Regions from separate parts of the Homo sapiens genome. Here region 2 is linked to region 1. A link is a loop called in an ENCODE intact Hi-C map of the cell type or tissue named here. Cell type or tissue: PC-9. All regions are shown on one strand. Links, peaks and the distances in the headings refer to the core of each region. The heading gives the core; the rest is flanking DNA. Region 1 has its middle 24 kb from the start of TRC-GCA9-1. Region 2 overlaps ACP3 (acid phosphatase 3).

What was found. A loop is a pair of places that touch in the nucleus more often than their neighbours do. Peaks named below come from ENCODE experiments on the same cell type or tissue, not always from the same donor. Only the 100,000 strongest peaks of a DNase experiment are listed, where the experiment ranks them.
Region 2: it touches region 1 in a loop (12-fold over the local background); 103 of 110 quality-filtered maps call a loop at or near these places.

Annotation. Positions count from the first base shown.
Region 1 is chr3:132,247,897-132,263,218 of GRCh38, forward strand. No RefSeq gene overlaps it. Among named protein-coding and RNA genes, the nearest start is that of TRC-GCA9-1, 24 kb to the left of the region's middle. In PC-9, for the core only: CTCF peaks have their summits at 9,309 (motif pointing right) and 9,513; DNase peaks (open chromatin) are centred at 7,285, 7,685 and 9,265; H3K27ac peaks cover 1,896 bases.
Region 2 is chr3:132,335,810-132,351,131 of GRCh38, forward strand. ACP3 (acid phosphatase 3) reads left to right here. Exons shown (of 10, transcript NM_001099.5): 5 at 1,647-1,745; 6 at 6,743-6,835; 7 at 9,118-9,250; 8 at 14,111-14,193. Among named protein-coding and RNA genes, the nearest start is that of ACP3, 26 kb to the left of the region's middle. In PC-9, for the core only: CTCF peaks have their summits at 7,423 (motif pointing left) and 7,626; DNase peaks (open chromatin) are centred at 7,372 and 9,092; H3K27ac peaks cover 1,265 bases.

The DNA of each region.
Region 1 (15,322 bases), core at 6,602-11,601:
CAGTAGGCTGAGCTAAATTGATCCTTGTGAGTAAATCACCCTAGGTCTTCATTTCTCCAATTACATTGCCATATTGCCCTTTCCCACACAAACTTGAAATACCAAGTTCCACCTTCAAGGTAGAGATAGCTTATTAAGCCCTCCTTTGTACTGGCCACATACTATAAACACATTTCAATTATTATAACTATCTCACTGCAATGTAATATTTGTTTACCTCTTTGTTTCCCCTACTAGATCTAAACTACTCCTAGGCAGGCATTCAATTAATTACTCTGCTGTCTCCAATATTTAGCCTAGTATCTGGCACAAAGTGGGCATTTAATATTAACATTGAGCTATACTACTCTCAAACTTTTATGGGCAAAGATGCTATGTCATTTAATGCTGCCCCATAAAATGCTGACTTCTTATGCCACTATTTATTCTCATAAATATTATGACTATATATATGTAATACATGCAATAATGTTTACTATATACAGTGCATCTGAGCAATGAATTTAATATATGTTTTTCTTATGGCCAGACTGCTGGTAGTCTAAAGCAACACTGTCTCCTAGAGTTCTCATTAATGATGGTAATATTCTATGTCTACACTGTCCAGTATGGTAGCCACTACTTACATAGAGCTAATGAGCTCTTAAAATGTGTCTGAGGAAGTGAATTTTTAATATTATTTTATTTTGATTGATATCACTGTAAACAGCCACATGTGGCTATAATATTTTAATGCTGTCATCCAGAAAGTACTAATGAACTCAACTGTGCTTCCTTCACTGTGGACAGAGCCTGGAAATCTAGTGTTTGCTCAGCAGTGGTATTCCCGGAGAGGCAGCAGATGGGAACAGTCAGCTGAGGTACAGAGAAGAATTTTATCACTGACATCATTTAGAATTGCTGGTGCTCAGTGATAACAAAGCAGACAAATTTTTTGTCTTATTACTGTTTTTAAGCTGTTTACAATGTGCCCACTCATTGCCTGCACCCACAGGGGACTGCTCCCACCAATACCACCCTTGTTACACCACTATCTTTGGTCACTTTGTCTCTTCCTGCCCTCATGCCATGTTCCACTGAAGGTTTTTGACTCATGATGGATAACAAAAAGTTTGCAAGTAATTGTGCTGAAAGTGATTCAAAAGTGGCGAGGAAGATTATCACACTGAGTATTAAAACACAACTTTTAAAGCAGCTCAAGATGCCTTCAAAGAAACGGCAGGGAAAACAGGGTGCCTGTCAAAAGTAGTCAGGGCATTACCACTGCAGCTTGGGAAGAATGACCAAAATTGAGGGAATCATAGCCTAAAAAACTTTGGCCTGAGGCATCTCCTAACATTAGGAGATTTTAAAAGAATTCAAGGGCCAGACGTGGTGGCTCACACCTGTAATCCTAGCACTTTGGGAGGCCAAGGCAGGCAGATCACAAGGTCAGGAGTTCAAGACCAGCCTGGCCAAGATGGTGAAAACCTGTCTCTACTAAAAATACAAAAAAATTAGCTGGACATGGTGGCACATGCCTGTAATCCCAGCTACTCAGCAGGCTGAGGTAGGAGAATTGCTTGAACCCGGGAGGCGGAGGTTGCAGTGAGCCAACTCCAACTCCAGCCTGGGCAACAGAGTGAGACTCCATCTCAAAAAAAAAAAAAAGAAGAATTCAGGGTAGTTACAAGATCAATTACAGAAAAGCGCCTTCAGAGAGGTTATGTTCTGCTAACACCACCTCTTGCTCATTTTGCTCATTTGGTTGGTCTCCCAGTTCCAGGAAATCATCCCATGCCTAAACAAGGAATGCCTATACTTCTCTATCAACCAGCTACCTAAACCCTGAACACCGATCTGGAAATGATAAACTATAATAAATCCAATGTATAGAAGCAATGGATATTGCCGGCTGGGTGGAAATTCAGTAGTAATATGGGTCTCATCTTCTATAGCAGCCTGTGTGCTTACAAATTGGCCTAGAACATAAGGCACTTTTTAATGTATAAGTCTATTTGTTCCCATGCAAATAAATTCATTATATATTTAAGGGAGAAAAGCTTACAATATATCATGTGCAATATAATCCTGATGTGTATGTGTGTATGTATGTGTGGTAGCCACTAACTACATAGTGTATCTGTATATGTGGTACACATGGCACGTGTGTGAATATGTACTGTCTATACATAATCAGTGAACAAGATACAGAGGGTGGTAGAGAATGTAACCAAAAAGTAGCAGTCAGTATGTCCATATAGTAAAATAACAAGTAGTTTGTTCCCAAATTCTATAATAAATGCAATCAAATAAGAAATGTTCTTGAAAAGCATAGAGCAAATAAGAAAAATTGTTATTTTTAAATGTCAGTATATTCAAATCTGTTCGTTATCAAATATATCTTGTAGGTTACCACCTTATCTGACAGCTCTCAAATTCTCAGATTTAGGTACTAGTGTTTTGTTTGTCTGGCGTGATTTGGTTTCATTTGTAGAATTCACTCATATCTATCTGCCATGTACAGCTAAAAGTTGTTTGCCTTGGCCAGTATAAGGATTTATGCTCACTTTTATCCTAAACAGCTTTTGGTCAATAATCGTTTGCCTAATCATGTCAGTAAAGCCGTGGATTGGGTGCATTTCCTCTTTACACAACTGCTCAGGAATATTGCATTTTATTTAGGATGATCTGAAACCATGGTTCTCAAACCTTTTTGAATTCAAGGACAAGACAAACTCTCCATAGACACCTGCCTCATCTATTTCTGCTCATCACTTTTAGAAACTGGACACTTGGCATTGCTTTCAGGTAGACACCAATAAGGTAAAAAGTTTTAAGAAACCATGTATCAAATTGCATTATAATTTTATCCACCAAACCAAAACATAGATACTGTCATAATACTAAATGCGATAGAGAGCTGCCTAAGATGGCCAGCTCAATGAATCTTGGGCATCACCCACACACCACTGAAAATTCTGCTACTCTGGAGAGGGCCTGTGTTACAGGAGGGATGGATGGTAAGACCAGATACAGCCTATGCAGTAAATTGAGATCTAATGCAAACAAAAACAGACCTTTGAATTTTAAATTAGATATAAAGTTGTTTCACCATATGAGCAATTCTAAGGCAATTAGAAACGGAGGCTGCCTGGTCGGATGGTTGGACTCGCAGAACAAAATAACCTCGACAAACTAGAGCACTGAATGAGATAATCCTGGACATCTGGGTTGCGCTGCCAGCTCCTCCACTGATTGGCTGTTTGCTTTGGGCAAGCTAGTCTCTGTCTGCGCCTTCGCTTCCTTAGCTAAAATGTAGCCATTACTGCCTAACTTTCAGATTTGTTGTGAATATCAAATGAGTGTACGTGAAAGTAGATATATAAGTTATTATGTTCAATGTTTATATTTCTTCGTTCATTCTCACAGAATTTGGGAAGGGAGGACAATTGAACAGGTATGCTCTGTCAGCCATCTTGAACAGGCAGATTCATTGTTAATATTATTATCGACAGGTAAGAAAAAATTTTGTGAAAAATGAGAGCTACCTATTCAGGCTTTTCCCAAGATGTAAATTATAGCTTGAGAGTCTTTTGAATCACCTACTGATTTGCCACTGCTGATCTGCTCTAAGTGAGCCTTCTAAACGCAGTAAGGAATTGACTCTAGACATCTTCCTAAAGGAAGAGATCAGGGGAAGATGGGGTGATGGACAAATGGAGCAAATGAAGGGAGGGGGAAACTGAGGAACAGCTTATCTGCAGGATAAAAGTAGAAGATAACAAGGCTCGGGGCTCCTGAAGAGCCAGCCAAGAAGGGCAACCCAGACAACAGAGAAGGAAATCAGGACAAAAATGTCTTACTACTTTAGTATTTGGGTTAGCCCTTGTCTATTTCCCTGGAGAAATGAGCAGTACAAACCTTCAGTTTCTACTGAAATAAATATAACTGAATTTAAATGTTTAGGTTTAAAACCTTAATTTACTACTAAAATAAAAGCAATGACAAAAATCTTTGTTCTCAAAGCAGCAGAGACCTGAGGGGTGCTGTTCAGCTCCACCAAGAGGAAGTCAGAGACAAGAAGTGTCTCCTGGCATGCAGAAAGGGGTAAACAGGACACCAGCATGCAGTGTGGGAGAGAAAAGAGTGTGAGAGTAATCCAGATTCAAATCCAGACCGTGCCACTTCCACATTATGAGATCTGGGGGTAGATACTGAAATAATCCAAGTCTTCACTCTATCACTGGCAAAAAAAAAAAAAAAAAGCGGGGGGTGGGTAACGATGATAACACTGTTATGGGCTGAATTGTGTCCCCCCAAAAGTTCTTGTATTAAGGCCCTAACCCTCAGTACCTCTGAATGTGGCCTTTAAAGAGGTAATTAAGATGAAATGAGATCACTGAGGTGGGCCCTAATCTAATAGGACTGGTGTCCTTATAAGAAAAAGAGATTAGAACACAGAAACACATAGAGGGAAGACCATGTGAAGACAGATGGGGAAAATGGCCATTTACAAGCCATGGAGAAAGGACTTCAGAAGAAACCAATCCCGCCGATAGCTTGATCTTGAACTTCCAGCCTCCAGAACTGTGAAGAAATAAATTTCTGTTGCCAAAGCCACCCAGTCTGTGGTACTTTGTTATGGCAGACCCAGCACTTTAATATCAATACCAATGTTACAGAGTGTTTGTGAGGATTAAATGAGAAAATATTAAAAAGCAAGAGAAAATAGACACTAAGTGGTTATCTTTCCATCCCTTTCCTGGTTAAAATGGTGCTCAATCTGCAAGTTGGCTATTTGGCCAGAAGAGGGTCAAATCAACAAGGGACCATGAGACAACAAAAGTTCAACCCATGAGGCTCTGAACTCTAAAATCTATCATTGTTACAGATTCTGAGTAACCTAAGAAACACATTAGTGCAGAAACGATTTCATAAAAATATTATTTCCTACTTTCAGAAGTTATAATAGAATTTTTGTGACCCTCCAAACTGCTGGTTTTCTAAGGTCTCTCAAAAAAAAAGCTTATATATGCTATTTGTTTCTATAGATGACTACCTGACTGAGACATAAAAAAGTTCATATTTCTTTTTTTTTTTTTGAGACAAAGTCTTGCTCTGTTGCCCAGGCTGGAGTACAGTGGCGCGATCTCAGCTCACTGCAACCTCTGCCTCCCAGGTTCAAGTGATTCTCCTGCCTCAGCCTCCTGAGTAGCTGGGATTACAGACACACACCACCACACCTGGCTAATTTTTGTATTTTTAGTAGAGACAGGGTTTCACCATGTTGGGCAGGCTGGTCTCGAACTCCTGACCTCATGATCTGCCCCCACCTCGGCCTCCCAAAGTGCTGGGATTACAGGCGTGAGCCACCACACCTGGCTGAAAAGTTCATATTTCATACCTATACCCAACTCTGTGACTCCAAAAGTAGAAGCAAGCCCATCAACTGCCCACTGTTTGGTCCTTCGAAGTAACTGAGTAGCCAAGAGTCTCACTTCTTAGTTACTGTGCATCGTACTTAACGATTCAGCAGGTTTTCCTCTCCTAAAGGCCAGTTCCCATAGACGTCCAATAGATGGCACTAGGTGGCTACAAGAAATAAAGTTTCTTTAAGGAAAAAAAAGAAACAAAAAACAAAAACTTTGTACTATAGAAATTTTCATACAAATAACAAAACTAGAGAGAATATAATGAACTTCCATGTACCCATCAGCCAGTATCAGCAGTTATCAACAAGTGGCCAATCATGTTTACTTATCCTGCCCACTAGATTATTTTGAATCAAATCTCAGACATCTTAATGTCATCTATACATAATTTTTAATAATTTGATAAAAAGTAAGGGCAAGATGAGCACCTTGATCAGGCTATAATCTGTCAAAATTTTTATTTGTTTTTTTAAGTCTTGAAAGTTTAATTCACAAATAATTTTTTTAATGAGCAATTTATAGTGCTTCATTTCAGTGGCTCTTAAAGTACTGCAATTCATTATTTTTTCTTCCTCACCAAACACCCCCTTTTAACTCCCAGCCCTTGTTTCTTCCACCTCTACCATTTTCATATCCTCAGGCTCCTTAAGCGATCATAAAATAAAAACTTTACTTTTTTTTTTAACTGATTTTGTTTAGGCAACTTACAGTTTTGTCAAAGTTTTATTACATATAGTTTTCCTGTTGTTTATAATGAGGAGCGTTAAGAAACAGGTCAGTGAAACAATTATATTTCCAACTAAACTATAGATTTTGTTCATGGGAAGTTTTTAGGTGAGTCTTGTGTTTAAAAACAACAATAATGATAATTTTTCATCCTAAGGGCATTATGATGTACTCTCCATAATTAACTGGGTTCTGACTCAATTTCACATTCACCACAAACCCTGACCACACATTCAGGCTAGAGAAGCAGGGGCTATAAAACAGCAGACCTCAAAGAGCAGCATGGGGTGGGAAGAAACTGGACTTGGAGAAGATATGACTTGGGCCCTTGATCTGACCACCTATCACTACAGGACCTGGGACAAGTCACTTAGCCTCTCTATGCCTCAGTTTCCTCTTCTGCACTAAGGGAATAATAATACCTACTCAACTTATCTAACACAGTTATAGTAGAGATGGAGGGAGATGATTGTGAAAGCGCATTTCCATTCATAACATGCTGCACGCCCTCATGAAGTTAGGCAACATGGTGATGCAGAGCAGGGGTTCAGGTGTCAGACAGATCTGGATGTGAATCCTAGTGATGCGTGATCTTGGACATGTGGCTTTACCTTTATGAACCTGTTTCAAAACCTATAAAATAAGTATAATTACAGAACACGTGTCATGGAGTTATTTTACAGATTAAAAAACACCTGTAGGTAAAGCACTTAGCAGAGGGCTTGATGTATTTCTAGGATAAAGAACCTCAGAATTACAGAAGCCAAATGGACTTTGGAGAATGTTTCTTAAGAGAACCCTTTAGGGCTGCTCATTCAAGCTTATCTCTGTTTCCTGGCATCAAACTCACCCCCGAGCTTCCTTAAACTTAACTGGCTCCTTGGCCCAATGTGGCCTTCCTGGGGTCCTTTAGACCAGGCCTCACCTCCTTGATGGAGGTTTTAATTAGAGCTGTACTTCTGGAGCTAAAACAAAGACAAACTGAGCTCCTGGGATGAAGGTCAGGGAATTCATGTTCTTTCCTCAGCCTTCTTGTTATCCCATGGGTAACTTCATGCAGTCACGTCCAGATGTTGCTTAAGGAAAATGGCTATTGCTGCTGTGCCACAGACAGTGGTGAGTTATGATGCCAAAATGCAGTGACTCACTTGCTTCCTAATACCATTCACCTACATGCTGCTTTATCCATCTCTAGAGAGGCTACAGCTGCGTGACTAGGGGTTTCCCCAAGCAATTTGCCTCCTCAGTCTCAAGTGGGAGGAACGTGGGAAGAAGCAGATGCCTTAGAATAAGTCTGGTCTCCATTCTCACAAAAGTCTGTGGGATTCGCAGTAAGGGAATTAACATCAATCTGATCTTATTATCTCATCTGCCATTTTAAAATCAGCTTCCCACTCAAGTGTGATATTTTATACTGTTGATTCTCTTAAAATTGGGATCTTAACAAAGAAAAGCTTGCAACAGATGCATGACTACTGCTCAAATCATCGCTGAGGCACTTAGAGACCCAGAAAAGATCTTATGTTTGGCTTGCAGTGTTTCTAAGAGCAGTGGAATGAGGGAGGGTTTCTTTGCATATTTCCTGTGTAAACAAACTTACACCAGTAAACACAGCCACCTTCTCATCTTCTGTGACAGCAGCCAAAACTATTAGCCACAGCCAGGGCTTTTGATATTCATACAAAACCTAAATGTGACATGTAAACAGGAAGAGAGAGATATAGAGAGGTAATTACCCTCTTATAAGGAGAGGAAAGATGGAAAGGTGGTCACCAGGGATAGCATCTCTCTCCCACTCACAGAAGAAACCCTAGCATTTCCCAAACCTATCTGACCAAATGATTCAGTAAGTTAATAAATTACATAATAAATGACAAATGATACAGCATGTTAACACCGAGAGGGGACTCCTTGGTAAAAATAAATAAATAAATTCAAGAAATATTGGATTAAAGAAGTCACTTTACTGCAAGATTTATCAGAGTCTCTAGTATATGTGCCTTATAACACTCTAAGAAAGCCAAGTGTGTCTGAAGCATTTCCTAAATATATTTTACCATGAAACCCTTTACGTATAGATTATGTAAGAAATGGGGAAAAGTTCCCTAGACCTATATGGTTTGAAATCCTGTATGTTCAAAGGGTTGCATTATCCCACAGTAGGTAAAGATCCAAACATGGAAATAAGCAAACCTGTTTTAGGTGAAAGAGTTTGCATTCTGGATCTACTAATTGCTAGCTAAGTGCCTCTTGGCGCTTGTTCCTTTGAAACACACACTGTCATGAACTTGCCATCCCTCTCAGCCTCAAACTCCAGTTGCCATTAAAGGCAGTAGTCTATAACCATCTGTTATGGGTTGAATTGTGTCCCTCTAAATTCATGTGTAGAAGTACTAACCTTCAGTACCTAAGAATGTGACACTATTTGGAGACAGGGCCTTTACAGAGGAAATCAAGTAAAAATATAATTAGGGTGGGGTCTAAACCAATATGACTCTCCTCCTCATAAAAAAGGAAAATTTGAATACAGAGACATGCTTAGAGGAAAGACAATGTGAATTGAAAAAGAGAAGACGGCCATCTACAAGCCAAGGAGAGAGTTCCGGAACAGATCCTTCCCTCACAGTTCTCAGAAGGAACCAAACCTGTCGATAACTTGATCTTGGACTTCCAGCCTCCAGAATTGTGAAGACAATAAATTTCTGTTATTTAAGCCACCCAATGTGTGGCACTTTGTTACTGCAGCTCTAGCAAACTAATGTAGCATCTTTACAATCAGCTTTCACTGCATCTATTTATTCATCAAATACTTATTGAAAGCTTGCTAATTCCCAAGACTGTTCTGGGTGCTAGAAACACAATGGTGAACAACTACAGGCATCTTCCCTGCCATTATGGATCTTACAGTCTAACAAGGAACACAGATGTAAAATCAAATAATCACTTACGAATGTAAAATTACTAATAGTAAAAGAAAATAACTAAAAAGAGACAATGAGGATGCTAAATCATTCACATAAGCAGGTGCCTGACCTCATCTGGGGTGTCAAGAAAACTTCCTTGTGTCAATGACACATGAGCTGAGACTTGAAAGATTAGCAGGAATTGGTAAAGTGAAAGGAGGATGTGAAAAGTGTTCCCAGCAGAGGGAGCAGCACATTCAGGGATAAGAGGGGAAGCTGAAGTGGGTGAAAGGAAGGCAGGGGGATTGAAGTCATCAAGGCCACAGATCACCTCTCAAGCAAGTCCTTGCAATCCAATTTTAGAATGTAGAAATTTATCTTAAGACACCCTTTTATGACCTCAGATGAGTGAGCAATTCCATGTCTAAGTACATACCCAAGAGAATTGAAGACATAGGTTGGCATAAAAACATGTTTACAAATGTTCATAGCAACATTATTCATAAAAGACAAAAAGTAGAAAAAACCCAAATGTCCATCAACTGAGGAATGGATACACAAAATGTGGTGTCTCCATACAATGGATATTATCCAGCCATTAAAATGGATGGATTAATGATATATGCTACAACACGGATGAACTGTGAAAACATGATGTTAAATAAAAGAAGCCAGTGACAAAAGACCAACGTATTGTGTGGTTCCACTAATATTAAATGTCCAGAATAGACAAATCTATAAAAACAGAAAGTAAACTAGTGGTTACCAAGAACTGGGGGAAGGGGAAATAGAGAGTGATTGCTAACAAGTACAGTTTCTTCTGGTGATGATAAACTGTTTTCCATTCAGATAATGGTGATGTTTACGTAACTTTGTGCATACACTAAAAAGCACTGGATCGCATACTTTAAAACAGTCAATGTGGCTGGGTGCGGTGGCTCACGCCTGTAATCCCAGCACTTTGGGAAGCTGAGGCAGGTGGGTTACAAGGTCAGGAGTTCAAGACCAGCCTGGCCAACATAGTGAAACCCCCATCTCTACTAAAAATAACAAAAATTAGCCAGGCATGGTGGTGCGCACCTGTAGTCCCAGCTACTCGGGAGGCTGAGGCAGAAGAATCGCTTGGACCCGGAAGGCAGAGGTTGCAGTGAGCCGAGATTGCACCACTGCACTCCAGCCTGGGTGACAGAGCGAGACTCCATCTCAAAATAAATAAATAAATAAATAAATAAATAAATAAATAAATAAATGAGTGAATGTTATGCTGTGTGGAATATACCTCAATTTTAAAATGTATGAGAAGAAAGGACAAAGAGAAGCACTTCTTTTTTTGGCAGTATGGCAGACTGCATCCATTACCACTCCCACTGAAAACTAAATGATGCCACTAAAATATTCAAAATATCTTTTAAGTATATTGATAAGCTTGCAAGAAACCAAGGAATAGTTAGAGGCCAAAATAAAAACGAGAAGAAGTAAACTGAATATTAAAGTTGGCTCTTACCTTGAAGTCATTTGCCTGGTCAAGTTACTGATTTTCTGTTTCCATGGCCTCATAGAATATGGAGGACAGGTGACAAAACCCACAGCCCAAACAACATGGATGATCTTATAGCAAACACCTCTATCTAAAGCTAGGATTTCCCAAAGGTATCCAATTTGAGCATAAGGGTAGACAATTAAGGTTAAGCCATAAGAAATTGCCAATATTTGATTATTTTTGACTTATGAAAAACAATTTTCCATGGTTCAACCTACACTTAGCCCTCAGTGATCCCCCTATCCAAACTCCCAGAAATTGCAAGGAAAATTGCACTTTAAAACTTGGAAATGAGTAAAGAGGAAAATAATTCCCTTGAGGAATAAATGTTCACTCAGAATTACATGTTAAAGAAAGACATTTTTGAAAAACAGGAACAAGTAAAGACATTTTCAAATGCCTAACAGATGGACCAACAGATTCTCACTAAAGAAATTTGTAATGAATGTTCATCCTACAGAAGAAAAGTGATTCCAGATGAAAGAGCCAAGATGAAAAGAAATGTCACTATTATATTAACCAAAATAAAGCTAGTAGAGCTACATTATTGTCCATCAAGATAGACTTTTAGACAGAAAGAAAAACAAAAGATAAGATGGTCGGCACATATTTTAAAGAGATGCATTCTCCAGGAAGAAATACTGACTAAATTCTTTCTAATAAAATATTTTTCAAATGTATTAGCAAAGGTTGACAGAAAACAAGAGAAATGAAAAAATATATCATAATGACAGTTTTCAATACACCTATCTCTGTAATTGACAGATCAAGACAAAAATCAGTAAAGACATAGAAAATCTGAATAAATCATAAGAAGCTTGATCTATTGAGGACTAACTGACATACACAGAATACTACAACCAAAACACCCAATCTTTTCAAACACAGAGAGAATCGTTATGTACTGGACTGGAAATAAAGTCTCAAAAACTTCCCAGGAATTAGTGTCAGACACACTAGCTCAGATCACAATGTGGTTAAGTTAGAAATAAATACCAAACACACAAAACCGCTTATGTATGGAAATAAACATACATCTAAATACTTCATGGGTTATAGAAGAAATCTTAATAGGACTTACAATATATTCGGCAATGAATAATAATGGACTACCTCATTTTATAATTTATGAAATGCAGCTAAAATAGTACTTAAAAGGAAATATATAACCTTAAATATACCAATGAGAGGACGGGAGAGATTGAAATCAATAGCTAAGTCTCTCTGCTGATCACTTTCAGGGCACCCCTGTAGATCTATTAGTTGCCCTTCTGTCCATTGTTCTGTGCTTCCAAAAGGCTTACCTGTAAAGACTGCATCATCCCAGCTACTTTCCTGCTGACTTCCACTTGGGTTTACTCAATGGGTGACACTCACAGGACATAAGAGATTAGAAAGAGGGATAAGGATTTTTATATATCTGCTCCCTCCTTACTTAAAGCCATGGTTTTAGCAGAGGCCCAAGGTCGTGGCTTTTTTGAGCAGCCCCTTTATCAAAGGTCTGGAAAGAGTCTACCTTCCCCCTCACAACTGAGTAATGAGGCTTACTACTGTTGCTAGTTCTGGGTAACTCATCTCTTATTGGTTTCTTTAACCCTGACACATTTATGTAAATACTCTCCTCCTTACACTCTCTTAAGTCTTCCTTTGACTATGCCATCTATTTCTTGCCAGGACCTTGGCAGACAGAGCATCCCACTTAAGAAGTTAAGAAAAGAGAAACAGAATAAACCCAGCAAAAGTAGATGGAAGAAAAAATAAAGATAAGTAGAAATTAATGCAATATAAAGCACATATACAGTAGAGAGGACCAACAAAGACAAAAGTTGACAAACTATTTGCATGATTGAGCAAGGAAAAAAAATAATATTAAAAATGTAAAGGACATAGCTAAATATAATGTCGAGATTTAAAAGATACCGAGAGAATAGTATAATTTTATGCCAATAAATTTGAAAACAAAGAAATGAATAAATTTGTAGAAAAATATAATGCAATTTCAATTAAAAATCCAGAAGATACAACCCTATCAATGGGTGTCATGCATCCATCTCAGACAGGAATCCAGGAGTCAATTATTAAGTCAATTATTAAAGAATTTTGTGAGCTGATTGTTAAACTGTTGGTAGCTTGATGTTGGCCAGGGTGGGAGTATTCACACTACAAAAATAAGTGAACACTACAACAATTATAGAATTTGAGTCATTAGTTAAAAATCTGCCCACAAAAACTTCGGGCTTCAAGGGTTTAACCAGCAAGCTCTACGAAACATTCATTAAACAAGTAATTCTAGTCTTCTATAAACTCTTTCAGGTAAACAGAGAATCATTTGATGAGTTTAGCATAACTTTGATGTCCAATATGATGAAGTATGAATGAGAAAAGTCACAGGACACTCTTATTACTAACTAAGCAAAAAATGCTAAACACAAAGTAAAGCAAATCCAGTGATGTGTATAAAATATAACATGAATAAAATGGATTTTCCCAGAAATACTTTCATTAGAAGGCATAACACTAGAAAATCTTTTTTTATTTTTTATTTTTTTATTTATTTTTATTTTTATTTATTTTTTTTTTTTGAGACAGAGTCTTGCTCTGTCACCCAGGCTGGAGTGCAGTGGCATGATCTCGGCTCTGCCTCCGGGTTCATGCCATTCTCCTGCCTCAGCCTCCCGAGTAGCTGGGACCACAGGCGCCCACCACCACGCCCAGCTAATTTTTTGTATTTTTAGTAGAGACGGGGTTTCACCATGTTAGCCAGGATGGTCTTGATCTCCTGACCTCGTGATCTGCCCACCTCAGCCTCCCAAAGTGCTGGGATTACAGGCGTGAGCCACCGCGCCCAGTCTAGAAAATCTTTTAATTCTCCACTTAATACATTTATGAACTTATGTCATCATCTCAATAGATTAAAAAGAACCTCAATAATACTCATCATTTTAAAAAAGAAGAAAAACTCCTAACATATCGAGAATAGGGGAGAATTTCTTTAACCTAATAAAGAGTAACCCCCACAAATTCCCACCCCCAGCAAAAGAAAAAGAAAAAAATGTGGTAACACATTGAATGCATTTTTTGTAAAGTCAGAAACAACTCATGGGCACCCAATGACTTTCGCTACTTCTATGTAACATTGTCCTAAGGGTTTTAGCTGGCATTTTAAGGCATGGAAAAGAAATAACCTGTACAAAATAACAAGGCTTATTGCAAAATATAGCGTGGGAGAAGGTAGCTGTCACCATTCTCAAGGAGGAAGTTTAAACCCAATAACTATACCACAACAAAACTTGAAGGCAAAGAGAAAAGATTTATAGAGAAAGACCCAAGAAGCTAGAAAAAGTTTCCCTCCTTCTTCTTCCATAATGATTTTTCTGACAGGTGAAGCCACCGCCACCACCACCACCACCACCACCACCAGGGAATCATTAAGAGCCCTTAGATCTCACCAGGTACTATAGAATCTGGAAACACAGTGAGCAAGAAATCTCATTCCATCAGGCCCATTCTAGCCACCAGTAGCCATCCCAAGGTAAAGCAATTGCTCCTGCCCCCCTGGAATGATGAATCCCCTATTCTCTGCCCTCCTTGAATGGCTGGTGGTTTCAGCTATGAGTGTGGTGTACTGATGCTCAAAGTGTAGTCCAAGGACTGTTGTAGGTCTACTCTTTGTTACTGGTCGCTAACAAGAAAAGTGCAGAAATGAAGAGTAAGCAAACAGAACCTGTATAGCAACTTGACACAGTCATTTCACATCTGTTGAATCTAACGATAATTTTTTTAAATTCTGGCTTATATTTGCAAGTCTTTTTTCTCAATTTTATTTTTCTATTAATTTATTTTTAGTGTATTTTTTAAAATCATGAAGGGATTGAAAAATTTAAAACAAACAAAACAACCAAACAAAAAAAAAAACTGATCCCTCACCTGGGGCACTTTTAAAATTCTTAGTGCCCCGCCTAAACCCTACACCTACACCTATTGCATCAGAATATCTAGGGTGGCACCAGACATCAATATTTCTTTATAATCCAGGCTATTGTAGTTTGCAAACAGGGTGAAGCCTTCCTCTCCAAAGCATGCCTGTGGAGCAACAGCATTGGCATCACCCGGAGCTCATTAGAACTACAGAGACTCAGACCCCACCCAGACCTATGGAACCATAATTGCATTTCAACAAGAAGATTGTATGCCCACTCAAGTCTGAAAAGGTTAAATTTAGAGAATGATATCAGAGGTATTGGTCTGCTTTTCAAGGCCCCAAGAGCACAGAGATTTTTCTGGAGAGGGAGTGCGAAGTGGGTCATCACCAGCACTAATATTACCACAGGGACTTCCTAATTGACTATCCTTCCCACAGCTGGCAAGGTGACCTTTCCTAAACAAACCTGTTACTGCTCTCCTGGGGCCTACAAGATCAAGTCCAAACCCCTGACAGCACAGGATACTCACCACCCCTCACCCCATCCCCAACATTTTGTCCCCTTCTTATCTGCTCAACCTCCTTCACACACACTCACACACCACACTTTACATACACATCATACCCACTCACACACACCACACACACGCCATGCAAACACTCCATCCATACCACATATACTCTACATACACATCATATACACACATACCATACACACTGTCACACACACCGCATACACCACACACACCCACACATACCACACACACATATACATCACAGACACCATACCCACTCACACACAGAAACATATACCCCA
Region 2 (15,322 bases), core at 4,633-9,632, 86 kb after region 1:
GCAGTGCAGTTCCTAGAGGCCAACTCATGCAAACTCTTGATGTAGTCTGTGTGGTGGTGAGTTTTGATTTTATTTTAGGTAAAATGGAAAGCCAATGAAGGTCATGAACCACAAAATGACATGATCTGATCGATACTTTAAAAAGATTCATGCTTAAAAAATAATAATAGGCCGGGCGCGGTGGCTCACGCCTGTAATCCCAGCACTTTGGGAGGCCAAGGCAGGTGGATCACGAGGTCAGGAGATCGAGACCATCCTGGCTAACACAGTGAAACCCCGTCTCTACTAAAAGTACAAAAAATTAGCCAGGCGTGGTGGCAGGCGCCTGTAGTCCCAGCTACTCAGGAGAGTGAGGAAGGAGAATGGCGTGAACCTGGGAAGCAGAGCTTGCAATGAGCCGAGATCGCGCCACTGCACTCCAGCCTGGGTGACAGAGCAAGACTCTGTCTCAAAACATAATAATAATAATAAAAGGTATTAGTGTAACTGCTGTGTGGAGAATGAATTAGGATGGCTGAAAGAGTGAACACTGATTTACCAAATAGGAAGTTCTCACAGTAGTTGAAACACAAGTTATGGTGGCTAGGACTGGGAGGGGACTATGAAGATAAAAAAAAGCGGTCTATTTTGAAATAGAAGGGGATATGTTTTGAAAATAGAGAAACAAAAGTGACTATGAAGTAGGTTGATAAATTCTGCCACTAGCAAAAGCAGAGAAAATTACAAAGAGGGAATGGTTAAAAATGAAGTTGAATTCATTTTAATATGATAGAGGCTGGGGAAGGATGGCTAGAAGAGAAGTAGAAGTCAGTTGGGGAGTGTTCAAGGCAGGGAACAGTTTTATGCAGAGATCCTAAGCCTATGCCTTCAGGGACAGCAAGAAGGCCCTTGTAACATGTACAAGTTTAGCCTTGTACATGTTAAATTTGAGGGAAAAAAAATGCAAATTAGTTATTTCTACCAAGGGCTAGAAATACAGGACTAGTCACAGATGGAAAGTAAGGGCAACAAAATAAACTTGAGAGCCACAAACCTGTGGGTTACAGTTAAAATTATAAAACACTGTCAAAATTTAATTAATTTTAGGAAGTTCACTTTGTCCTCACAACAGGTTTTTGAAGTATATTTTTCTAAGTATTTAATACGTACTCTTAACAGTCTGCAAATTTGCAAAACCTGAAGTTAATGAGTGGTTAATTGACTTAAGATTTTTTCCAGAATCAAATTCCTTTCTCCATACATACATGCGTTGGGGTGTGTGTGTGTGTGTGTGTGTGTGTGTGTGTGTGTACAGGTGTGCACCTACTGCAAGAAATGAAAGTGATTGGGAAGGAAGCAAGATAACAGTTATTCACGTGGAAGATCGAGAAGTGTAAATATTTACCACCAACAGCTCAGTTATATTATGGCAAGTTTATGAATGAAAAAAAAGGATTTTCAATTCTGAATACATATCCTACTATTTTAAGACCTATAGATCATTTGATTCTTTCTCCCCAATTTTGGAATTTCCACTCAGCTCAAAACACATTTGAATCTTTTATTAAGGTTGCTTTGAACCTAATGAGGCTTAAAATATTGCTGCAGCATATTTAGCAAAGTTTTTCTGACTCATAACAGTTTTATGATTTTTCTCTTATCCTCAGTTGCTATACCTGCCTTTCAGGAACTGCCCTCGTTTTCAAGAACTTGAGAGTGAGACTTTGAAATCAGAGGAATTCCAGAAGAGGCTGCACCCTTATAAGGTTAAAAGCTAGTTTTGTTTAGTGGTACTTGTTAGTTTGTTAGTGGTACTTGAGTGTGAGGGCCAAGACACAAGATGAAGCTTTGGCTTCTTAAAAAGATGGGACGAATGCATCTGTCAGTGGCTGGTTACAGCAATGGGTTAGAATATTTAATGAGGGAGGTCATCACTCCTGCTTCCCTTCCCCATACAGGGGTCACAAGCCAATAGACAAGCCAGTCCTTTTGAATCCTTTACTCATGGCCTTGAGAGGAACCAGGTGTGAGTAAATGGCTGGATGAGAATAAATATAAGTCTAAAATCACCTGCCTTATTCAGGCTAAGGGGCTGGGATTATTGTCTTCATATACAAAGGATAGTCTTTTTTTTTTGTTTCTATTTTGCAAAGTACCCATTTTCAGCACAATACAAAAGGTAGATATAATGCTGTGTACTTTTTAAAATAATCTTTTGAATATTATACATTCATACTGTCCAAAAATTAGAAAATATAAAAAGGAATACAGTGGAAGCCTCCATGACCCCACAGGTAACCACTAGCATTATTTTCTAGTAGTCTTTTATGTGTTTATTTTATGCAGTCTTTTATGTATTTTATGTAGTATTTTATGCAGTCTTCCAATTTCCTTATGCATATACAAACATAAAAATATATTCTGATAGTTTCTTCTTTTGTTACACGAAAATGGTATACTATTCATAGGGTTGGGCACCTTGGTTTTGTTTTGTTTTTTTTTTTCCATTTAAGAAAATATATTGGAAATATTTCTATATCTGTATGTAAAGAGTTTCCTCCTTTTCTTTCTTTTCCTTTTTTTTAACAAATGTGTAATATTTATATTTATGCCATAATTTATTTAACCAGCCCCTATTGATAGGAATATGGGTCATTTTTCAATCTTTCATTTTTACAAACAGCATGTATGAATAACTTGTGCATCTAAATAGTTTCACAAGAATACCTGTGGGATAATATCCTAGAAGTAGACATTCTGGGTTAATCTGAAATATTATTAATTTACCCTCCAAAGAGGTTTTACTACTTTCTACTTCTATCAGCACTGCATGCAAATGCCCATTTCTCCACAACTTTGCCAACAGTATGTGGACCACTCTGGGGATATTTGCCAATCTGGTAAGTGGAAAATAATATCACTAGAAGCATCCATCTCCTCTAAAATTAGGAATAAGACAAGGAAGCTCACTATTATAACTACTGTACAACATCGTGCTATAGTACTTTTCTTCTTGTGATGAGTGAGTTTGGGTATCTTCATCTAGTTAAATACCATTTTTTGGTTTGTTTTTTGATATTGTATTTCTTTTTTAACTTTTATTTTAAGTTCAGGGGTACAAATGCAGGTTTGTTATATAGGTAAACATGTGTCATGGGGGTTTGTTGTACAGATTATTTCATCACCCAGGTATAAAGCCTAGTACTCATTGGTTATTTTTCCTGACCCTTTGCCTCCTCCCACCCTTCACCTTCCAAGAGGCCCCAGTGTGTCTTCTTCCCCTCTATGTGTCCGTGTATTCTCATCAGTTAAATGCCATTTATATTTCCTTTTATATCAATATCCCTTGACTATTTTTCTTTTGGATGATTGATTTTCCTTTTGCTATAAGTTTTTAGAAGCTTTTTTCTATGTATTTTAACATTTCTGTCTGTGATATTTTGTGTGTGAAAAAAAACACACTCAATGTGTTTTTTCCTATTTTTCTCACTTGAAAACACCAATCAACACAGACAGAAGACTTCTGTGACCAAATATGGGGGATCTCTCTGCAAGAAAAGGCAGCCCGTTCTGCAGTAGACACCAGCTGGGTGGCCTCCAATTCAGTTTTGACACCATCTATTTGGAGATAGCATCAGATCCTACAGGTTGAGGGCTCAGGCCCCAAAACTGGCCACCCCCAACCCGCCACCTCAGACACAGATGAAAGTCCAGACCTCCAAACTTCTGACAGGCTGGCTTTAAGTTGGGGTTCCCACAACTTCCTCTTTGGGTTCGATCAGTTTGCAGGGGCAGCTCACAGAACTCAGGGAAACACAGTTATTGGTTATTACAAAGGATATTACAAAAGATATAAGGAAAAGGTCAAGGAGCTTGCCTGCCTTCTTCAGGACCACCACATTCCAGGAACCTCTAAGTGTTCAGCTCTCTGAAGGCTCTCTGAACCCTCTCCCTTTGGGCTTTTTATGGAGATTTCATTGCATAGGCATGATTGATTAAGCCACAGGCTATTGGCTATCAACTTAAATTTTAACTCCCTCCCCTCCCCAGAGGTTCTGAAGTAGGGCTGAAAGTCCCAACGCTCTAATCCCGGCCTTGGCTTTCTGGTGACCAACCCCCATCCTGAAGCTGGCCAGGGACTGCCAGCCATCAATCAATCATTAGCATGCAAAAAGACATACTTTGGAGACTCCAAGGATTTTAGGAATTCTATGGCAGAAAATGGAGATGAACACCAAATAGAAGGCCGGGCACAGTGGCTCACGCTTGTAATCCCAACACTTTGGGAGACCAAGGTGGGTGATCACCTGAGGTCAGGAGTTTGAGACCAGCCTGGCCAACTTAGTGAAACCCTGTCTCTACTAGAAACACAAAAAATTAGCCAGGCGTGGTGGCAGGCGCCTGTAATCCCAGCTACTCAGGAGGCTGAGGCAAGAGAATCACTTGAACCCAGGAGGCGGAGGTTGCAGTGAGCCGAGATGGCGCCACTGCATTCCAGCCTGGGCAACAAGAACGAAATTCCGTCTCAAAAAAAAAAAAAAAAGACCAAATATATATTTCACAATATCATAGATAATGAATGGCATTTTTAAAAAAAAGTTTGTCTATTAACTGCTTACCGTGTTCTTGCCATGTAGGTTCTGTATCAATGTATTCTTATATGGCTTCTATATTTTGAGTCATGTTTAGAAAAGCTTTCCCCACTCCTAGGTTATAAAGGAAGTCTGCAATGCTTTCTTCTAATTCCACTCTAGCTTCATTTCTCATTTATATATTGAATTCATTTACAGTTCATACTGGTAGAAGGTATCCTGTTTAAGTTTTTTCCTGGAAGATTATCTAATTGCTCCATCATTGTTTATTGAATAGTTCATTTTTTTCCTACTTATTGAAGCTATTATATATTAAAATTCCCATAGGTGTGGGGTCTATTTATGTAATTTTTATTCTGTTTAATTTTTTATTAGCCAAAACTTGGGTTTTAACTATTAAGACTTTATAATATGCTTTAATATCTAAAGGGCTAGTCATCCCTCATTGCTTTTTCTGAGTTTCCATGGCTATGTTTTAATTTTCTTTGTGAACTTCAGAGTCAGCTTGTCTAGTTCCAAAAGTATTTTTTAATTTTTAGTATTTTCATTAGGATCATATTAAATTTATTTAACTTAGGGAGAATTTGCAACTTTTCACTGTCAAATCTTCCTAAGAATATGGTACATGTTCCTACTTGTTTTATCTTAAAGATTATTTTAGGGTTTTCTTCATATATGTCTTTACATTTTTTGTTAAGTTTGTTTCAGGTTTACAGTATCTCCAGTTTTCAAAAATGTGTATCTCTGATTTCTTCCTTTTGCCTATTTGCACTGGCCACTACTTACAGTATAATGTTATGGGCAGTGTTGGTAGCGGGTATTCTTGTCTTATTTCTGATTTTAGAGGAGTTTTCCTAATAAGCATACAGGCTTTTGAACCAAAATAGACATATTTTTATGAAATTAAGGAAATATCCACCTTTCTTATTTTCTTGAGTGTATTTTTTTAAATCAATATTAGTTGTTTAATCTCCTGAATGATTGTTTTAACATTTTTTAATACAATCAAATTATTTTTCTCCTTGGATTAATTACAATGATTGATTACATTCATAGATTTACCAATGTTGAACAATCTTTATATTTCTCAAATCAAACCCATTTCCTTTTATGTGACATTGAATTACTTCCTGTTATTTTACTTACACCTTTTGCATTGATATTTACAAGTGGCATTGAACTAATAGTTTTATTTTGGGGGCAATCTTTGTCAGTATCAGTGTTACACTTAATTCATAAGAAGTTTTTGAAAGTTTTCTTTCATCTTCTATGCTCCAGAACAGTTAAAATAGCATTAGAATAATTTACTCTTGAAAAGCTTGGTAGAATTCCTCTATGACAGTCATCTGGCCCTGGAGCTTTTATGTTTGAGAAGATGGCAGTAGGAGCTCTTTAACAATAATTTCTATTATTTTATGAAAATCTATTGAGGTTAATATTGGCAAATTGTAGTTCCCTAGAAATTTCATCCATCAGACAGACAATATCTTCCAAAAAGGCTTCCCAGAAATGGCTGCCAATTTCAGCAGTCAGATAGCTGAACATTGGGTCTCATTATTGCGACATTCCAAGAAACATACAGAACCTAGCGAAAGATTTGCATTCCATCCAAGTTTTATATGTATAGCCAAAGACCAAGCCCTATTTGTGTTGCATGTTCCAGGATGCTTTGGCCTGAAATATGCTTTCCTTTCTCACCTGGGACATATTTACACATGAGTTATACTTTACCCACTTCTAAAAAGAATCTGAGGCAGTACACTTCAATCCAATTCCAGCACGAACCAGGAACATGTGGCAGTCAGCCAGCATCTATCTACATTTTAAATGTAATAATAAGGAATAATCAATTCGTGTTTGTAAAATTCTTTGGAATGACATTATCGTAACCAATATTACTGGTGCATTTTTCTGTGAAGAACAGCGGTTCTCAACAGGGGCGCATTTGCCTCACAAGGAACATTTGGCAATGTCGGGAGATATTCTGGGTTATACAAGTGGGAGATTAGGAATGCTACTGGCATCTAGTGGGCAGAGGCCAGGATACTGTGAAACATCCTATAATGCACAGGAGAGCTCCCTACAACAAACAATTGTCTGGCCCAAAATATCAATAATGCTGAAGCTGAGAAACCTGTGTAGGAATTTTTCTTTCTCTGTTTGTGTTTCAGGATTTTATAGCTACCTTGGGAAAACTTTCAGGATTACATGGCCAGGACCTTTTTGGAATTTGGAGTAAAGTCTACGACCCTTTATATTGTGAGGTAAAAGAAAAAAAAATCACAGGTTAACTTGCAATCTGATTTTATGATTTATGCTTATTTTGAAATAGATGAATATCTTTTCTTTCACTTCTTTATGAATGTATTACTTATACTTCTTTTGACATTGAAACGTAATTCACAACTTCCTTATATTAACTTGAAAATGCTGACTTCTCTTTTCTCTCTATTATTATTTATGTTTTCACCCTTTAGAAAATTACAAGCAAAATTGCTTTTCTTCTATGAGTTTCCACTTTAGTTTTTTCCCCCCTTGGATTCAGTAGGAGCTTATTTATTTTGCAGCCACTCAAAAATGCTGGGTTCCTGTCCTTGGTCTTAATGAAAAAACAATGTTGTTATAAAGAAAGAGGGGAAAATTACCTGATTTCCGAATGTAGAAATAAACAAGCAAAATATAAGCCAGGCTATTTATATTTGCTTAACAAGAAAGAACTTCTTTCTTGCTTTGCGATGCATTTGAAATACCGTTTGTGGCCAGATAAATTACGATTGCTTTTCAAGGTTACATGGTGTTTCTCACTCACCATGCTCCACCTTCTGGCCAAAAGGAGTACTCTCTGTTCCTGTTTTCCCAACTAGCTCACTAAATATGGGGCAAGATTCTGACCACCCACCTAATTCATATTGACTTCTAACTTTGAGGTCATCGTGAGAGTCTGGGGGGCAGCAATTACTTCCGTAGTTCTATCTTAATAACAGATGACACAGTTTGCCTCCATCCATCCTAAAGTTAATTGACCCAATCACATGCTACTTTCCCAGTATTTTCACTTAATCATCAGCAACTATTTCAGTGAAAATTCATTAGCATTGTAAAAGACTCTTCAGTGAAAACAAGAGCCCCCATTTTTGTTCCAGTCATAATTTTTTTTTCTTCCTTACTACAGTTTGATCTGAGCTATTCCAAAATGTGGTCATGTCATGTGATATTTTTTCCAAATCTCTCTCACTTATTTCCTCTGTAGGTCACTCCACTTTGGTCTCCTCTTTCACGAACTCACTTTCTCTCACTCTTAATCCTGCCTTTGAAACTGGGGGACTCCTAATCAACTCTTCCTAACGGGTAATAAATATTGGCACAAGGTCTCACCTGCCCTGCTTGTACTTAACCATTCATTTAACGCATATTTACCAAGTATCCACTGTGTGCAAGGTGCAGGCTTTCCTCAAGAGTCAGTGAACTACAGCCAGGTATGGTGGCTCCTGCCTGTAATCCCAGCACTTCTGGGAGGCTGAGATGGGAGGATCATTTGAGGCTAGAAGTTCAGGATGAGCCTGGGCAGCATAATGAGGCCCTACCTCTACAAAACACTTTTAAAAATTAGCCACGTGTGGCCAGGTGTAGTGGCTCATGCCTATAATCCCAGCACTTTGGGCTAAGGTGGGCGGATTGCCTGAGCTCAGGAGTTCGAGACCAGCCTGGCCAACATGGCGAAATTTCATCTCTACTAAAAATACAAAAATTAGGCGGGTGTGGTGGCGCATGCCTGTAATCCCAGCTACTCGGGAGGCTGAGGCAAGAGAATCGCTTGAACCCAGGAAGTGGAGGTTGCAGTGAGCTGAAATCGTGCCACTGCACTCCAGGCTGGATGACAGAGCAAGATTCTGTCTCAAAAAAAAAAAAAAAAAAAAGTGCCACGTGTGGTGGCATGCACCTATAGTCCCAACTACTCAGGAGGCTGAGGTAGGAGGATTGCTTGAGTCCTGGAGTTTGAGGTTACAGTGAGCTGTGATGGCCACTGCATTCCAGCCTTGGTGACAGAGCAAGACAATGTCTCTGAAAAAAAAAAAAGAAAAAAAAAGTCAGCAAACTAGACCTTGATGGGGGTAGGGGAGAATATATTACTGAAGGCTCCAGAAATATATTGCCTTTCCTAACTGGCCTCTCAGGCAGCCCATTCAGCTTTTAAGGAAATATCATTTAACTCTGTCAGGTTCATAGAAAGATTTCTAACCCTTTCATAAAGGAATGAGGTATTATTTCCCTACTGCACCCTTACTCTGCAAAATATGAGCCACCCACTGATCCAGAGTTAAACCAAAAGCTATGGACTGGGTAGGAATGGGTAAATTCATTTATATAAGCTTTTCTTCTGAAAGTCAATACCACTACTTATCACAATATGAAGTTCTTTTAGAAAGAAATGGCAGGACAAGAAAGTCTGGCCCTACTAGTTCTTGTGAGGTGAAAAAGGATAAGTCAACAAAGAGGACAGTCATATAAATACACATACATTTTTCTTCCTTTTTCTTTGCTACAGAGTGTTCACAATTTCACTTTACCCTCCTGGGCCACTGAGGACACCATGACTAAGTTGAGAGAATTGTCAGAATTGTCCCTCCTGTCCCTCTATGGAATTCACAAGCAGAAAGAGAAATCTAGGCTCCAAGGGGGTAAGTATTAAAAAATGAGAGGAGCATATTGGATTTGTGGTTGAATGATCCAGGTCTGAGTCATTCCCTCCACTAATCAACTGTGTGATCTCAGACAGTTCACTTAATCACTCTTGCACCAGCTTCCATTCTGCAAAATGGGGATATTAATGATACCTACTTCATAGACAGTGAGTATTAAAATGAATGTATGTATTCAAATGGCTTAGAGCAAACAGTACCTGGTACATAATACACTGTCAATAAATGTCATATGTTAGTATAATCATAACTATTACTCACTCAAGCCCTTAGTTTTCTATCTGGAAAATGAAAGCTAAAGCTAAATGATCCTTTCCATCCCCTCCAGATCAAAAATCAAGGATCTGTGTCTGAGCCACATGAAAATCAATTGTGTCTTGTGGCCTATATGATGAATTTTTCAAGTGGGAGGTATGACAAAAGTGGCCTGTTTTCCTGAAACCCTGAGTGGTAGTCATTGTGAAAGCCGATAAAATATATTTTTCAGGCTAATTGTTATATTTTTCAGACCAATTATGTGCTGTTAAAATATGTTGCAATTGACAAGTTTATAACACAGCTTGAAATTTTTCATTGACATTGAAAGCTGTTGAGATTTATTTATCAGTGATGCCTCTTCTTGGTTAGAACTGGCTCTTCGTAGCACAGGACACCCTGTCATATGAAGGCAGACCCAGGCAAGAGGATGCTGGATTCTTGTAATCAGGATAAGTGGATGGAAGAAAAAAGTCAGGACCAGCAAAGACAAGGACAGATGTTGGGGCTTATGAGAGAAACTGGATGGGCAGGCCAAGATACCAAATGAGGTGTCAGACTTAGATGTGGTTATCATAGGTATTAAAACTAGGGATAAAGAAGAAGAGAAAGTTCATCATGTCAGGTTGACGTAATGAGGAAAGTCCAAGCCACAGGAGATGGTCCAAGTCAGGCTGACACACATATTCAAGGCATTTTGAGATTAATACAATCACATCATGATTCCAGCCATTGACAGACACTATTCACCACAGCATCAGGACAAGTCCATCAAAATCCCAAGAGAATGCATAGAGGCAAAGCATATTAGGGCTGGACCAGACTGGGAGGTTGTTCACTGAGGCTACTTAACTAGGGAAAAAATTCAAATCACTGACCAGAAAAGGAATCAATTATAGCTAGAAAAGCAGGGCTGCACACCAGGTATAAAGAGTGAGGCAAGCTGTAACCAGGGGAATGAGGTATGAAACCAGGATGGTCAGGAGCAAATTCATGTGAGATGAATAAAGTAGGTTGGGGCAAAAAATTTAGGACAGTGGCCATTAACGACATGAGGTTGTTGTAGATCTGCTATTACAAAAATCCTGATTGCATGGCACAGAGACAGACTTGATAGAAATGTGCAAGTCCTTACTTCACATTAAACACATGAGCAACAAGATCCAGCCTTGAGGAAGGGAGAGTCTCCAGAGAGGAGTCTTAGATGGAAGCTGGAGTGTTGGAAAAAATTACCAGGCGGGATACAGACTGTGTCTATGGGCAGAACCCAGGAAGAAGCTCAATCTTAAGTGCTTAACAACAAAAGATGTAGAGGGTGCCTTGGAAGCCACATAAGCACTCAGCCTCATTTCTGGCCCACCAGGTGCCAGCAGTGTGACTCAGTTGCAAGCCCCATCAAATGGTGGAAGCGGGACTCTTGATTTATTTCCCCCAACCTAGTTATGGTGGATTCAGGCACCTAGTCCCTCACAACTCAAAGTGCAGTCTACTTTTCAGCATCGGCATCAACTACCACCTGGCTAGAAACACAGGCCCCACTCCCAAACGAGTTGAATCAGGATCTGCATTTGAATAAAATCCCAACATGCTTTATACCAGACAGGAGTTGACAGTAGTCTAATAGTAGATGTAGGGATGTGTATGTATGAATAAGAAATGGAGTTGCTCCACTTTCCTCATGTTTCCTCTTTTATTTCCCTTGCCTACTAGAAGATTACATTTGGGAGAAGCCACTTCCCCTCTCTGGATCTCTGTTTCACTACCTATGAGGAGATTAAACTAGACTGTCTATAAGAGTCCTTCTCTGAGTTGTTCTCTGATCTTGGATTCTAAAGGCTGGCACTTGTATGAAACCAGCTGTCCTGCTTTCTGGAAAAAGTCCAGCGCCATTGTTAAGCAGGAAAATTTCTCCTGTGTGGTTCTGCCAAAACAAAAGCTCAGACTATTATTCAGATCTGGCTGGGCAAGAGAGATTTGTCAACTACATGTTTATTGAATGATGAAACAGCTGCACACATTCCTGCACAGAAAACACACATTGTCTAGGTGACAAAGAGTAATGTGGACACATCAGGGCCATCTTCTGACCTTTGCTAGTTTTTTTGTTAGTTTGTTTTGTTTTTGTTTCTTTGTATTTTTTGTTTGTTTTTGTGTCTGTTTTTGAGACAGGGTCTCATTCTGTCCTCCAGGCTGGAGTGCAGCAGCATGATCACGGCTCACTGTAGCCTTGACCTCCCAGGCTCAAGCGATCCTCCCACCTCAGACTCCCAAGTAGCTGGGACTACAGTCATGCACCACCATGCCCAGCTAAATTTTTTTTAAATTTTTTGCAAAGACAGGGTCTCCTTATGTTGCCCAGGCTAGTCTTGAACTCCTGGGCTCAAGCGATCCTCCACCTTGGCCTCCCAAAGTTCTGGGATTATAGGCATGAACTACTGTGCCCAGTCTAGAATTTTTATTTCATCATTTAACTTCAGGGGTGACACTGTTCAGTAAGACACACACACATACACACACACACACACACACACACACACCAAAAAAATCCCTGGGGCAAATTTAGGATCATATGGCTGGTCATATCAGTGAAAAGAGAGCTCTTCTTGCTCTAGGCCAGAGGTTGGCAAACTACTGCCTGTATGCCTAATCCAGCCCACTACCTGGTTTTGTAAATAAAGTTTTATTGAAATACAGCCACACTCATTCATTTATGCATTGTCTATTGCTGCTTTCATGCTACCACCGCAGAGCTGAGTAGTTGCAACAGATTTTTTAACCCACAAAGCCTAAGACATTTACTCTCTGGACTTTTACAGAAAAGTTTGCCAACCTCTGCTGTAGACTAGAAATGAAGGAAGCAAAGTTTATGTCTTCAGGTCAATGATATTTTTGTCTAGTTTACGAAGATTTAATAAAGGATACAACAGATAACTTTGAAGCTAGCTTTCCACGATAGCATGTTCTAATGATTACAAATAAAGGTTTTGACACAGGACATGCTAGATTTAAAGCCCTCCTTCTCTGCTTGCAAGTTGTATAATCTAATCAAGTTTCTGAGCCTCTCCAAGCCTCAGTTTCCCCTATAAAACAGAATATTGATATGCCAGAGCCTGAGGATAATCATGATAGTCACCCCTAATCACTCCTGGGATAAGGGTGTAATCATACCAGAACCAAGAACTGATATATTCATGACCAAAACTGCAGCCTGACTAAAAGGCACTTGTTGACAAAGGGCAACTTGCTGATTTCAGGTGGCTGTCATGGCTCCCAAAAGCTTGGCCACAGAGTTTAGCACCAACATGGCATGTGAATCAAGCTAAAGTCCCTAATGCATTCCACAGGGCAACCCTCTCTGAGATGGAGGGATTTAGACCTGTTAGACATGTACATTCAGATTATCCTATTCATCCTCAAGGAATTTCCAGTATCTTATAGAAAGAGCAGATACCTACCTCCTTAATTAACCCTTTTTTATACTTACTGGTGTACAGACCTGTCTCTTCTTACTATTTTATGAGTTTTTGGAGGGCAGGGACCAGGTCTGATTCTCCTAGCACAGTATCTGGCGCATCATAGCTGCTCAGTGTGTGTTTGTTGAGTGGACTACAGAACCTGAGATTATAGTCAATCTGTTAATATCAATGCCCTGCTCATTACAACTCACACACACACACACCCTAACACACCCTACTGGTCATTCTCAGCCAAGAGAGCACATGATGCAGGGTAAAGAGACCAACAGAGACACCAGATAGTTACAGACATCTCTGAAGCAACATGTCCTTAAAACAGGATCTGTTTTGGCACCACAAGGTACCCCACAGCCCTCAGTGCCTAGAAATAGGATAAATACTGTAAGCTCTATATCTGTCTTTCACCACCTCAGGAGCAACAGCAGTTAGGTGTTCAGATGTGAAGTGTGAAGAGCAAAAGTTTCCTCTACTGAAGACAGACAGAAACTCAAATGAAAGCTAAAGATGCTGGCTGTCCCCCCAATAGTGACACCTAGGGTAACCTGGAGAAATGGTCCACAGAGAATAGTCCATGATCTGTACAAACATCCAGAGAGCTGCTTTCTCCCATGGCCTCCCACAGGTCTGACTGCCAGAGAGTAGAAGCAAGAGGGGTGAAAATAGAGGAGTACCTGCTGTGCTGTCATTTCAGGTCTGCTCTGGAGAAGAACATGGGCTAAGAATTATCTTTTATGATCTGAAAAAGCTGTCTGAAGTTCCTTCCAAGCTTATCAGCCTCCTAACCTGAGCTTTAACAAAACCCGGTATGGTAGAGTCCTAGTGTGCCAATCCAGCTTTCCTTACCTGGCTGTGTGAGTCACTTAATATCTTTGGACTTAAGATTCCTTACCTAAAAATGAGGGTTGAGACGTAGGATTCAGTTTAAAAAAAAAAAAGTATGTAAATCACATTACCTAGCACAGAGCAGATGCTCAATAAAATTAGATCTTTGCCCCTCTTCTTAAGTCATGGCAGGGAGAGTCCGCAACTATGAAGTGACAAAAAGCTAATGAACTAAAATAGAAGCTTATGTTTGGTTCAGTTTGGTTATTGATTCATCTTCTTTAAGGTGTCCTGGTCAATGAAATCCTCAATCACATGAAGAGAGCAACTCAGATACCAAGCTACAAAAAACTCATCATGTATTCTGCGGTAAGTATTTTCATCTTCATTTAACATATGTTTGTTCAAGTGTGTGATCTCTTGAAGCACAGGACCTCATCTTTTTTTAATCTTCATTTCCCCATCTCCTTGTACGTGGTAGGCACTTGCACAAAGCTTTTAGAATTAAATGCATCATTCTGTCCTTTAAGGGATTTATAATCTAAACTAACAAGAAGACAAACATAAACACTATACAAAATGGGATGGAAATACCATGCAGGCAAGTGCTATGGCACCTCAGAAAATCTAGCCATCCCTTCTGTTCCAAGAGGGTGGAGAAGAGAAGCAGAAAGGCTTCCTAGACAAGGCAGCACATCCAACACATCAAAATGAAAGGGGTTAGTAAGTGCTCCTCACTAGTGTGTAGGACAAATAAAGTAAATTATTAGGACAGAAGTGGAAGGCCAGGAATGTTGTGTCCAAAAAGTGGTACCAAATTAGTGGATGTTAACTGTGCTGCTCAATATGGAACCTAGTAGCCAGAAGTAGCTACTTACATTTAAATTAATTATGATTAAGTAGAATGAAAAATTAAGTCCCTCGGTTGTATTAGCCACATTTCAGGTGTTCAATAGCCATATATAGCCAGTGGCTACTGAATTGGAGAGCACAGATATACAACATCTCCATCATCATGGAAGGTTTTTTAGATAGCCCTGATATGGAGTGTCAGAAGTTTATGCTGGATGGCAGCTGAAGGGCCATGTTGTCCTGCTGCTTCTTTGTTTAATTGTAGAAAGAAGCAAGGAAGCAAGGGAGAACCCCCCTGTCAGTGTTTGCTCAGGGAAGGCAGGGCAGGAGTGACAGGATAGGAGCAGCATTTTGGAAATTAATTATTTTATAGAATAACTGGATGTTGGGAACAGGATATGGTGTAGAAAGCTTTTGTGATAGTCTAGAAAAATGGGGATATGGCCTAAAATTAGGGCAGCGGCAGGAGAGGAAAAGAAGTGAGCCAGGTTACAAGAAAAGCTGAGTGTGCATTCTCAGTGATGAATTGGAAGTGGGTGGAAGACAATGATGTGGAAGGTGAAGCCCCAGATGAAGTCAAGATTTCAGTTTTCAGTGGCAGGAAGGAGGTGGTCTTGGGCCAGGCAAATGTACTGATTAGGCAATG